2 separate regions of the Mus musculus genome follow, and region 1 is linked to region 2. The links are chromatin contacts, found by POLR2A ChIA-PET in ENCODE. All regions are on one chromosome and are shown on one strand. Each heading gives the region's core, a stretch centred on a gene start or an enhancer-like site at or near the end of the contact. The rest is flanking DNA. Distances are from core to core; before and after follow the strand shown.

Region 1 (5,710 bases), core at 1,266-3,765, 79 kb after region 2:
AAGTACCAGACATTAAAATTAATTAGCTCTGTTACCAAATGCACCCAAGGGCCAGTAAAATAGAAGGTTAAAATTAATTAGCTCTGTTACCAAATGGACCCAAAGGCCAGTAAAACAGAACTTCCAGACTGTGAAACCAAAGATAGGGACTGAAAGATAAGAAAGTACAAAGTATCTAATACATATATATGTGTGTATATATGTGTGTGTGTATGTGTATATATATATATATATATATGTATATATATATTCATGTTCTAATATTATTAGATATATGCCTATATAACCTGTAGTTATATAGTAGTGACTTATGTAAGCTCAATCATTTTTATCTCAATAATGTATGCTTTGAATTTATCTGCTCATAATCTGCATCCTCACCCCTCAAAATGTTTAATGCCTAAAGCAAAGATTTTGCTACTCATCCGACAATGAAAGATCAGCAACTCTATTTTGTTCAGTAAACTACCTGTTGCATAATTCTATCTTCAGAAAGTTCACAAAGTTTCTCAAAAAGATTTTTTGAATGGCAGATGAACAGCTTCAATTATTTAGGAAGATAAACTGTGTTATACCATGTCACCTCTATTGCTATTATTTCCCAGTAGAGCTGTTGGCTTGGACTGTGACTGGAGAGGGACATAGGGGTTTTCTGGGTGCTGATAACAGTCTGCTGTTTGATCTGGGCACTGATTACACAGGTGTCTTTTACCTGCAAACCTGACATTTATGCTGCATATTGTTTTCTGTATGTATACAGTGTCCCAGTAAAGAGAACTGCTTTTTCTTCTTTTTTTTTTTTTTCGAGACAGGGTTTCTCTGTGTAGCCCTGGCTGTCCTGGAACTCACTCTGTAGACCAGGCTGGCCTCGAACTCAGAAATCCGCCTGCCTCTGCCTCCCGAGTGCTGGGATTAAAGGCGTGCGCCACCATGCCCGGCTTGAGAACTGCTTTTAAATCAGTCAGAGTTGTTAGCAGTCAAGTTCCCTCACTACTAAAATACCTACTCTAGGCGCTGAAACGCTTCCCTACAAAGACTAATTCAAGTAATTAAATGTAAAGCATTTACTATGTTCTATCGGCACATTCCAAGTAACTGATAACTTCTAATCCCAAATGAGAGTTCAGAAAGGGCACGATCTAATAGAAAAATATTTCAAATTAATCGTCCCCCTCCAAGAACCCTTAAAAAGGACGAATAGTATGTGAAGGAGAGGCATATCATTATTTTGTAAAGCTGATTTAGGAAGAGAAGGGCCAATGCTGCAGCCAATGAGCAAGTCAAAGTAGATAAGACAGAAAATACTTCATGAAAGGATACATGGAGCTCTCTGCTAGTATTTTAGGCCAAATTCTAATAATAAGATAGTCCGAGCAAACCAAAAGCAGGAGACAATAAATAGTACCTACCCAGAGGGTTGATGAAATAAAATGCATGAAAGCATTATTCTAAGATTGGACACTAAATATCCAAACACTAGTAAGAATGCTTAGTTAGGAAGTAACCTTTTCTTTGTCGCTCGCTGAAATCAAATGGGCGACAAGAAGTTAAAATTGTGCCTGTAATCCCACCCCCAGAACTCAATTCTCCCTTCTTTCCTAATCTCCCAAAAGTTCAAAGTAAACTTTAACATTCTCTCCAGGCAGGTAGCTGTATGGTGTAATTAACAAGTGATCTTCACCTAAAACACACTTTCACCTTTCACCTATAAAGTCGACGGAGGAAACTTTGTCCTCCACACACCGCTGAGCCAATTCAACCTTTCCAAATGAGGGCATTCACTGACCAATTCCGGAAAAAGAGGGCACCGCTTTAGAAGAAAATCGTGCCCACTGGACCCAGAAAACCCCAGGAACGCCCCTGGCTACTATCCACCGCCACTACTCCGGAGTCGAGCTGGCGAGTAAAATGCCCATCCCGAACGAACGCAAACCTTAGCGTTCAGTGGCGATGAGATGGCAAAACCAGAATGCACCCATAAAGTTGACATGCACGGGGAGATGGTGAGGGGGCGCGGGGGCGCAGGGACGCGGCGTGTCCTCCTCCCTCCCGTGGTGTTGAGATTGCGCGGCGGCCGCCAGGCTGAGGGCCGCAGGGCTCCGGGACCGCTGGCCCGGTTCCGCGGGCACCCGCGCAGCTCGGGACCTGGGAGAGAAGGGCAAGGCGCGCGCCCGGAGCTCCCCGCTCGGGCCCGGGGAAGGCGGCGCGGCCGCGAGCCTCACCCGTGCAGGCCGAGGGCGCGACGCCGCTTATGGAGTAGGCAGAGCAGCAGGAACGCGGCCCCCGCCAGCGAGGTGTTCCGTGCCGTCAAGTACTTGCTGAAGGCCGCCATGGCACCGGCAGGGCGAGCGAGCCGCGGGATAGGGGACGCGCCGGCGACAACCTCAGTGCAGGAACCGCGGGGGAAACTGGGAGGATAGCTCGGCGCCGAGAGAGGGCGGGGCCGGCCGCGCGGGAACGCCCCCTGGCGCGCGCCGCCGCGCCGAGCCCACCGTGGACTTTGGCTTCCCGGGCGCGCGCGCGGGCGCGGGGCGATCGAAAGGGTCGTTCCCCGGGGGGACGCTCTGCGCACGCGCGGACCCCCGCGGACTCGGCCGGAAACGCGGCGGGCAGACAACGCTAGTCCTCCGCGCCGGTCTCCAGCAGCCCACGCTTCGGCCTTGCGATCTCTGCTTGCACACACCCTAGCTTTCTTTCACAAGAACTGGAAGAGCGGGCCGGGCCTGCGCCACGGACTCCGTGGGCCCTGCCCCTCCGCCACCCCCTGGATGGGTCGGTACCACCCTCTTAAAGAAGCCGGGGGAGGAGGGGAACGGCCCCATCACTAAAAAGGTCAATATTTGCAACTTAAGGAGTGAAGGGAGACCTGGAAAAGAAAGACTACAATCAGATAATCTTATTTCAAGTCGCCGTGGATTAGGTCTCTAGTTCTGTAAAATCGGTTTGGGAGGACGGGTCCACCACTCTGTTAATTTTTTTATAAAAATAATGTAGTGGGAAAAAGCTCAGAGTGCGTGACAAAAAGGAGTTTTAAGAAACAATTACTCTTTTTTGGTAGATATGTACAAGGATGGCGATAAAAAAATGTATTTCTTTATGTTAGGTCTGGTCAAAGAAAGTTTGAGAAACTCTGTTCTTTGCAAAGGGACATTCAGAAATAACAATCGTGCGTTGTATTAATGCTGGCCTTACTCCCAGAAGCAGACGAACTTTACAGATTACAGCATTCTTCTCCTGTCCCACCCCTATCATGCAGAAAGTGTTATCCCTAGCGTTTAGTCTAGCGCATGCACAATAACTTAATGAATGGCTGTTTTCAGTTTAAGAAACTGTCGAGAAGCAAGTGTCAGAAAGGAAGCTTCTAAAACCTCACAAAATATATAAATGTTGCCTACGCATAAAAGGAACCAATGAAACAGTGATGCCTAGGTGTTTTCTCTGTGTGAATGGTTAAATGGTTATGAGAATGGCAAAGACCACACACCGTGGTGTGTGCTGTGTGCAGGTGCTCAACAATCGTCAAAAGTCTAAGTTACGCAGAAGTAGAGCCTGTACCAAATCCTCCATATGCCGTTTGTGTGTTTTCCCATTACCCTGGGAATCACTTAGGTAATTAGGTATGCCTGGCACAGAGAATACAAGTATGAACAATCAATCCCTTATTCTCCAGAGGCTGGTGCAGAAGAAAAACATGAAGAAAAATATGGATGAGTTTAAGTGTCAGCTTAGAGAAGTGAACTAAGTGCTATGAGAATACCAATAAGAGAATTTAGAATTTTCCTAGAACTTTTCCTTAACACTTGACAAATAGGATGACGTCAAAGCTACACCCTAAGGCCAAAGGAGTCTGCTAGCAGGTGGGAGGACTTGGGTAGGCATTGTTTCACTAGTGAGTTGCAGCGCAGTATAAAAGCATTGGAAACTTGGGGGAGAAGAGTTTGTAATAATGAAAGGAGAGTTCCTAAAACTGATTGAAAACATCATCTGTAGGATAATAGATTTCGGGCTGGAGAGATGGCTCAGCAGTTAAAAGCACTGACTGCTCTTCCAGAGGTCCTGAGTTCAATTCCCAGCAACTCCGTGGTGGCTCACAACCATCTGTAATGGGATCTGATGCCCTCTTCAGGTTTCTGAAGACAGCTACAGTGCACTCATATACATAAAATAAATAAATCTTAAAAAGGAAAAGAAAAGAAAGAGAAAGGAAGGAAGGAAGAAAAGAGAGAAAGAAAGAGAGAGAGAGAAAAGGAAAGAAAGAAAGAAAATAGATTTCAAAGCATTCAGGAAAAAAAAGGCAAGAATAATTCACTGACAAAATATTCTACAAAATACCCTTACTCAAGAAGCATAGAAGAGTCTAAGGGGCAGGAAGAGGAAGGAAGGAAGGAAGGAAGGAAGGAAGGAAGGAAGGAAGGGAGGAAGGAAGGAAGGAAGGGAGATTATACAAGCTACAATGTTTTCTAGTTGTTGATATGCCCATCTGATAAAAAACACTGAGGGTCAGTCTAACAAAGTTAGCTTTAGCACAGAGGGACAGCACAGAGGGACAGCATACAGAAGGACTGCAGCCCCCATCACCAAGAAAGGATGAGGAAATGTGTGCACATAGAGAAGAAGTATAAAGTCTAAATGCAGTAGTGCTTGAGAGGTTCAGAGCAAACTAGATCCACTGCCGATATTAAACCTGAGTTGAAAAGTAGACGCCAGGTTCCATTTCTCTGGAAACATAAATTGAAATCAGTGCAGAGAATTGTGTCTATAAACCCCTGGTCTCTAAATTGAAGCCTGTCTTAGTTTGGCTTTCTATTGCTGTGATGAAACACCATGACCAAAAAGCAAATTGGGGAAGAAAGAGTTTGTTTGACTTATACTTCCACATCAACTGTTCATCACTGAAGGAAGCCAGGGCAGGAACTCAGAGAAGGAACCTGGAGGCAGGTGCTAATGCAGAGGCCATGGAGGTTGAGTGTTGTCTACTGGCTTGCTCAGCCTGCTTTCTTGTAGAACCCACCAGCCCAGAAGTGACCCCACCCACAATGGGCTGGGCCTTCCCCTGTCAATCACTAATTAAGAAAATGTCCTACAGGCCTACACTTATGGATCTTGTGGAGGCGGTTTGTTAATTGAGATTCCCTCTCAGATGACTCTAGTGTGTGTCAAACTGACATAAAACCATCCAGCACGAAGCCACTTCTCTAAGTCAAATCCAGGTTGTTCAAATCCTCCAAACAAGAAGGGGATCCTGTCTCAGTGACACAATCTCAGAGCAACCAAGTGTAGGATTTTAGAAGGGAAGAAAGTTCTTCAGCTCTATGTCATTTGATATGCAATGTTTAGATTCACATTTCATCATACCAAATAAATATAAGACAGAGAAAGTAGGATTTTATTAAGCAGTCTCCAGGCTATCTGACATTTAAAGAATTTGAGCTACTGAGAACAGGGGAGATAGGGGACACATGGAGTTGGAGATTGAAGAAAGAATCAGGGAAAAAAATGTGGCAGCCAACTCTCATGATTGTTCTCCTGAGCTTTGCCTCCTGGTCTCCCAGTCTTCGTCTCTCTCCTTTACTTCAGAGCTAGTACAAAGAGTAATCTGATAGTATGTGACTCTTGACTGAGCTCCTGATATTAGGACTCTGGCCTTGATCTCCTGGACTGCTTTCTCGAGAGAAAGCCAGCTGTCATGGAGAATGCTCTGGAAGTCCCA
Region 2 (5,411 bases), core at 2,879-5,378:
TCCAGGAAAACTAACCAAAATAGCCCAGGAAGCAGTACAGTGTGCACCGAGCAATGGAAGAGTTTCCTGGGAGGTGAGTGGCCATGGCTGTCAGTGCCCTGGGAGGCTCGGCTGCCCCCACATCAAAGCCAACATGTATCTCTTAGTTTCAAACATTCAGAAATGAGCTTAGGGTGTCTTAGAATGTCTTTTTGGATTCTTCATTCTCTTTGGGGGCATTTAGGAATGATTTCACATTGTTCCCTTGGTCACTTCCCTGGGCACTTGCAATGGGCCAGGTTCTATAGGGTACTGAGCATGCAGATTACAGACTTTAGAACTTAGGTACCAAGTCACAGCCTTCTCTGCCTGTTTTTCCTACTGACATGATCTGAGGGGCCTGGGCCCAGGGGAGGAGTAGTTTCTGGACCAGCTAGTTTCTGGAATGGCAGATATTTCAGTGCACCTATGATGGACTGTTGGTACAGGAGCTGTGTGTGTGTGTGTGTGTGTGTGTGTGTGTGTGTGTGTGTGTGCATGAATACACTCTCTGGGTATTCAGTGTTGTGACTAAAAGCTCTGGGCCCCACAGAGAAGGGGCTCTGCTGTCAGAGGAGACGACTAAGGGGGCAGTAGCTATGGCCTGGCTCTGTTAGAGCTTCAAGTCATTATGCCAACTAGGCCAGACTCGGGAAGACAAATGCCACATCTTCCTCTTATATGTGGAAAGCTAGATTAAATGTATGTACATGTATGTATTTATATATGTATGTAGTGGGGTCATGAAACTAGAAAGGAGACCATGGGAGAGAAGGAAGAAATGTAAAGGGGAAGGGTTAATAAAATAGAAGTACTGAAAAGAGGCGGGGGATGGAGGAACTATCTAGGGAAAGAAACCAGAAAGAGACCAAGGGGCATGGGGGCCAGGAATGAATGAGAACAAAGTCTAATTGCATGTTCTTCATAAAAAATACCATAATTAAACACATTACTTTGTATGCTGGCCTAAAAATAACTTTTTTAAATGCAATAATATGTTTAAGTATTCTGCCTTCTTGCCTCTGTTAACAGAAAGTTCTCTTTCCATTGGAGCCCATTCCCACTCTGGGCTAGCCAGCTCCTTAGCCACAAGCCTCACTATTCCCTTCCCTAAGCCCTACACTATCTAGTTCTGATGCCCCAGGCTCTGCCTGTTTCCCTGCTTCATCTCTTAACCCAATAGATCCTCTGGGGTACTGACTACCCCAGCCAACTACTGTCTCTTCGTCTCCACCATCAGCACTGTGCCCCCTCCTTCTCTGTCTTTCCCATTTATCTTCTGTTATAATCTCTGCCACCAAACTCAGGGTCGTTTTTTGGACTACATTTCCAACATGTGTTCTTCCATCCATCTCCCGTGGCTCCTTTCTAGTCCAGGAACCTTGGGTAGCTCATTTAATGCTGTAGCCACTGTCAGTTTCTCTCAAGCGTATGAGGTCAGATAAATTCTTAATCAAAGAATGAGAGAAAGAGTGGAAGAAATAAATGTCGGGTTTCAAAAAGGCGGGACGGTATGATTTGGGGTCACGCCCACCGGCAAGTGGCGTTCGAGCCTCCATGTTGACTTTACATCTTTGATTTATTTTTTTGTTTGTTTGTTTGTCTGTTTTTGCTTTTCAGAAACACTCATCATTGTGGGAGCAGTGGTGCTCCTGGCCACCATCTTTATCATCCTCCTGTCCATATCTCTGTGCAAGCGCAGAAAGAACCGAGCGGGACAGAAAGGGAAGAACACCCCGTCGCGCTTGGCATAGAGGAAAGGCTGAAGCCGCTAACGCTCACACTGCCTGCACGGCACTGTTGCGGAGAGCTCTGATGGGAACTGTGCAACATGGAGCGTGGAGCCTGCCGATCCTAGCTCAGAGAGGCTGCCTTCATGGCCTGTTACTCCAGCTAACGCTTTGATTCCAACACTAGCATTTGTCACGTTAGGACGAACTGAAACGGTACAAACTGGTTAACACTACAGCGCCTTTTGCACAAATGCTTTAGATTGTATGGTCTACACTCAGGAAGACACTAGGTCACCCAGGCAAAGCCAGTGGACAGATGCCTTTCATATAACCTGGGTGGGCTTTTGGAAAATCTTTGAGAAGTTGATTTCATAGGCTGTAGAACAGTAAAGTGGGAACTGGGCGGACTTTTCTAACAGTCGTACTTTTATAAAGCGGTATTTGGGTGTTTTTTCCCTCGAATAGGTACTTTTGGAAGTTCAAAGCAAGTGGCAAACTTTCATATAAACATGTTAAATGCAGGATATTTCTGCTTGGGGCATCTTTGTGATTTGTACTTTCCTACAATTTAGCACTTTAACTGACAATGATGGGGTTTAAACATTTGACAGCCAACTCTATTTTTATACGACTACTATACAAAGAAACTACATATAGTTTTATGATTTAAGGTACTTAGAAATGTTTATGGTTAACATTGTATATATTTACATAAAATTTAAAGGTTTTGTATATGGGATTTTCTATTTATATAGCTTCTATTTGTATATTTTGAGATAATTTATTTAATATACTTTTATATAAATAAAGGTGATTGGGAATTGAGACAATCGCATTTATATCTTCCACTTATTATTTACTTCTTGGTTTTCACATTAGGTGACTCCGTTGCTGTAACAATTGACCTTATCAGTCTTAGTGGCTTACAACAATATATACTTTTCGCTTAGACTACGTGTTTGTGAGTGTTGGTAGGTGGTAGCTCCTAATGGTGTCTTCTCATTACAAGGCCCGAAACAAAGCAGGGGTCTCTATTGGATCAGAGCAAAGGTGAACACACACACACACACATGCACGCGCGCACACACACACACACACACACACACACACACACACACATACATGCGTACACCCCCCCCCCCCCAAAGCACAACCATACCAAGGCAAACAAAACAAAACAGCAAAACAGGCTGCTACACCTTCCTTTTTTTTTAGTTTTTCGAGACAGGGTTTCTCTCTGTATAGCCCTGGCTGTCCTAGAACTCTCTCTGTAGACCAGGCTGGCCTCGAACTCAGAAGTCCGCCTGCCTCTGCCTCTCCAGTGCTGGGATTAAAGGCGTGTGCCACCACGCCCGGCTACACCTTCCATGTTTAAGCCACTTTTTAAAAATGACTTTTTGATTATAATTACATCACTTCCCCCCTTCCCTTTCCTCCCTGCAGTCCCTCCCTCGTAATCCCTGCCCTTTGACCCTTAGACTCATTCGAATTCATAGTCTTAACACTTCCACCGAATACTTTGGTTCACCAGTCAAGCAAGTCACGTGACTAAGCCTGATAAACCTAGCCTACTGAGAGAGACCATCTAGTACAGACTTAGGGTTCTCCCCAGTCACTCACTTGCATTTTGGAGGAGGCTCAAAGAAAAAGAGACCTGCCTTTGATTTTGTTGTTGTTGTTGATAAAAATTGGAAGGATCAAGTTAGACCTCATGTGAGGAAACTAAGCACAAGGACTCGGTCATGCTGAGTTGACTCAGTGACTTCTAAAACGGAGAAACGGAGCGAGTCCTTCAGAGGCAGCAAAAGTCTACACTGCGCAGAAAGAAGATCTGAACTGAATGATGGTGTTCTGAGCTGGCTGCCAGGCAAACCTGCTCTTGCTTCCCTCCCTCTGTGCAAGGCTGGGGAGTTGCCAGTGGCCCTCTTAACTGGTCGGTTTTGTTTACTCAATAACAAATGCGCTCCATCTGCCCCGCTGCGGGCACCAGTGCAGCTTTTGATACCACAGCGACCAGTGTGTGTGGTGGAGTCCCAAAGAGAAAGGACAAGCATGTGTCCTTGTCCTCAGAGAGGGGCCTTACGCCTTATCTTGAGTCCCTGCTCACATGACTTATCCAGGACAAAGAGCTCGGTGTAGCACACGAAGGGCAAAGTTGGCTACAGGAGCTCATGACTGACCTTGCCTTCCTCTGCCAGGAATAATTATAGCATTATGTAATCCCCTAGCTTCATAATCTAAGGAATTTGAATTATCTGCAGACTGAAAGCAGGTCTGGATGTAACAAGGTAGAGCAGGAGGAAGTCGTTATAGATGCGGTGTAGCGGTGCTGCGGGAATCAGAAGGTTCCACTCCCAGCGTTAACCATTGCACACAGGCCCCCTCTCTCCTTGTTGTGGACATGAGACAGCTGCTCCTAAATCAACACAACGGGTTCTGCAGCCGAACTGCTGCCCTCTAGTGGGCCGAACTGAACGTCTCCCTCCCTGTGCTGGAGCCTATCAAGCATACTATATTAATTACTAAACAGAACTCGAAAGCTCTCTACAGATACATTTTCCATCTTAAATTACTGTTTGGCATATATGTAAGAGACTCTTTTTGAACTCTGAGTCAGAGCAACTCTCTCTTAAACAATCATCTTGCTCCCTTAGGGAAAACTCATTTCTGAATGCCCTTCCTATGAGCTCCTGGATTTAACACGTACTCTTTAACACATTCTCTTCCCCCAACTGTTGCCTCGCTGTTTCTTTTTTTCTTTATTATAATCTTGGCTTTAATAGAGTGGGATCAATCCTATTTAAGGAGAGGCTCCCGCAAATGACCAGTATGCACATTTGTTTAACATAGCAGGAGCCCTCACTTAATCACACACAAAAGGATGCTCTGACTGGGTGCTGCACACAGATGATCTGTAGAGCAAAATGAGAAGACAAGTTGGGGACGTGACAGACTCCTGGAATACACTTCACCCAAAGCCCCCACCACTGGAAACCCAACTAATTATTTTAGCAAGCTGGAGCTGGGTTTTCTGTTCCCTGTGATCAAGCCTTCTGTCCTTTGTAGTTAAAAAGAAATACCCAAACTAACATTGTATTATGAAAGTCAAGCATAAAGAAAGAAGCCAGCTATGGTGGTTTGAATGAGAACGGCCCCCATAGGCTCATATGTTCAAGTGCATGGTTCCCAGCTGGTGGCATTATTTGGGAAAGATTGGCCATGGTGGGTGTGGCCTTGTTGGAGTTTGTTGCTGCTGGTGGACTTTGAGGCTGAAAAGTCCATTCCATTCCTCTCTCTCTCTCTCTCTCTCTCTCTCTCTCTCTCTCTCTCTCTCTCTCTCTCCCTCCCTCCCCCTCCCCCTCCCCCTCCCCCCTCCATAACAGTTACTCTGGCATTAGGTCCAAGCCCATGGCCAAGCGCCACCTAGTGTACATGCTTTAAGCCTGCAACATCTAACAAATTATGATGCCTTCCAAATATGCACTGTAGCCCCAACTTCTTTAAAAGTTCACAGCTGTCCTGCAGATCCAACTACTTACAAAACATACTTGACATCTCACAGGGATTTTATTCAAACCATCCAAAGAGAAGCTAATTCCCTACCTCCTTCAAATCCAGTTCTCTCCAGTCTTTTCCATTTCAAGAAATGGACAACTTGGC

Evidence for each region. ChIA-PET counts read pairs that join two places held with the same protein, here RNA polymerase II (POLR2A).
Region 1: POLR2A ChIA-PET joins it to region 2 with 13 read pairs in Patski. The contact joins the promoter of Abcd3 here to the enhancer-like site in region 2. POLR2A ChIA-PET finds 5 or more read pairs at or near these places in 4 of 5 experiments (Patski and embryonic stem cell).

Annotation. Positions count from the first base shown.
Region 1 is chr3:121,812,787-121,818,496 of GRCm38, forward strand. Abcd3 (ATP-binding cassette, sub-family D (ALD), member 3) reads right to left here and starts at 2,516. Exons shown (of 23, transcript NM_008991.3): 1 at 2,223-2,516. The coding sequence starts at 2,332.
Region 2 is chr3:121,732,468-121,737,878 of GRCm38, forward strand. It overlaps F3 (coagulation factor III), which reads left to right. Exons shown (of 6, transcript NM_010171.3): 5 at 1-73; 6 at 1,639-2,585. The coding sequence ends at 1,772. Among named protein-coding and RNA genes, the nearest start is that of F3, 12 kb to the left of the region's middle. Within about 2 kb of position 4,129, at least 1 of the 3 ENCODE cell types and tissues checked has a DNase peak (open chromatin) inside an H3K27ac peak, as active enhancers do.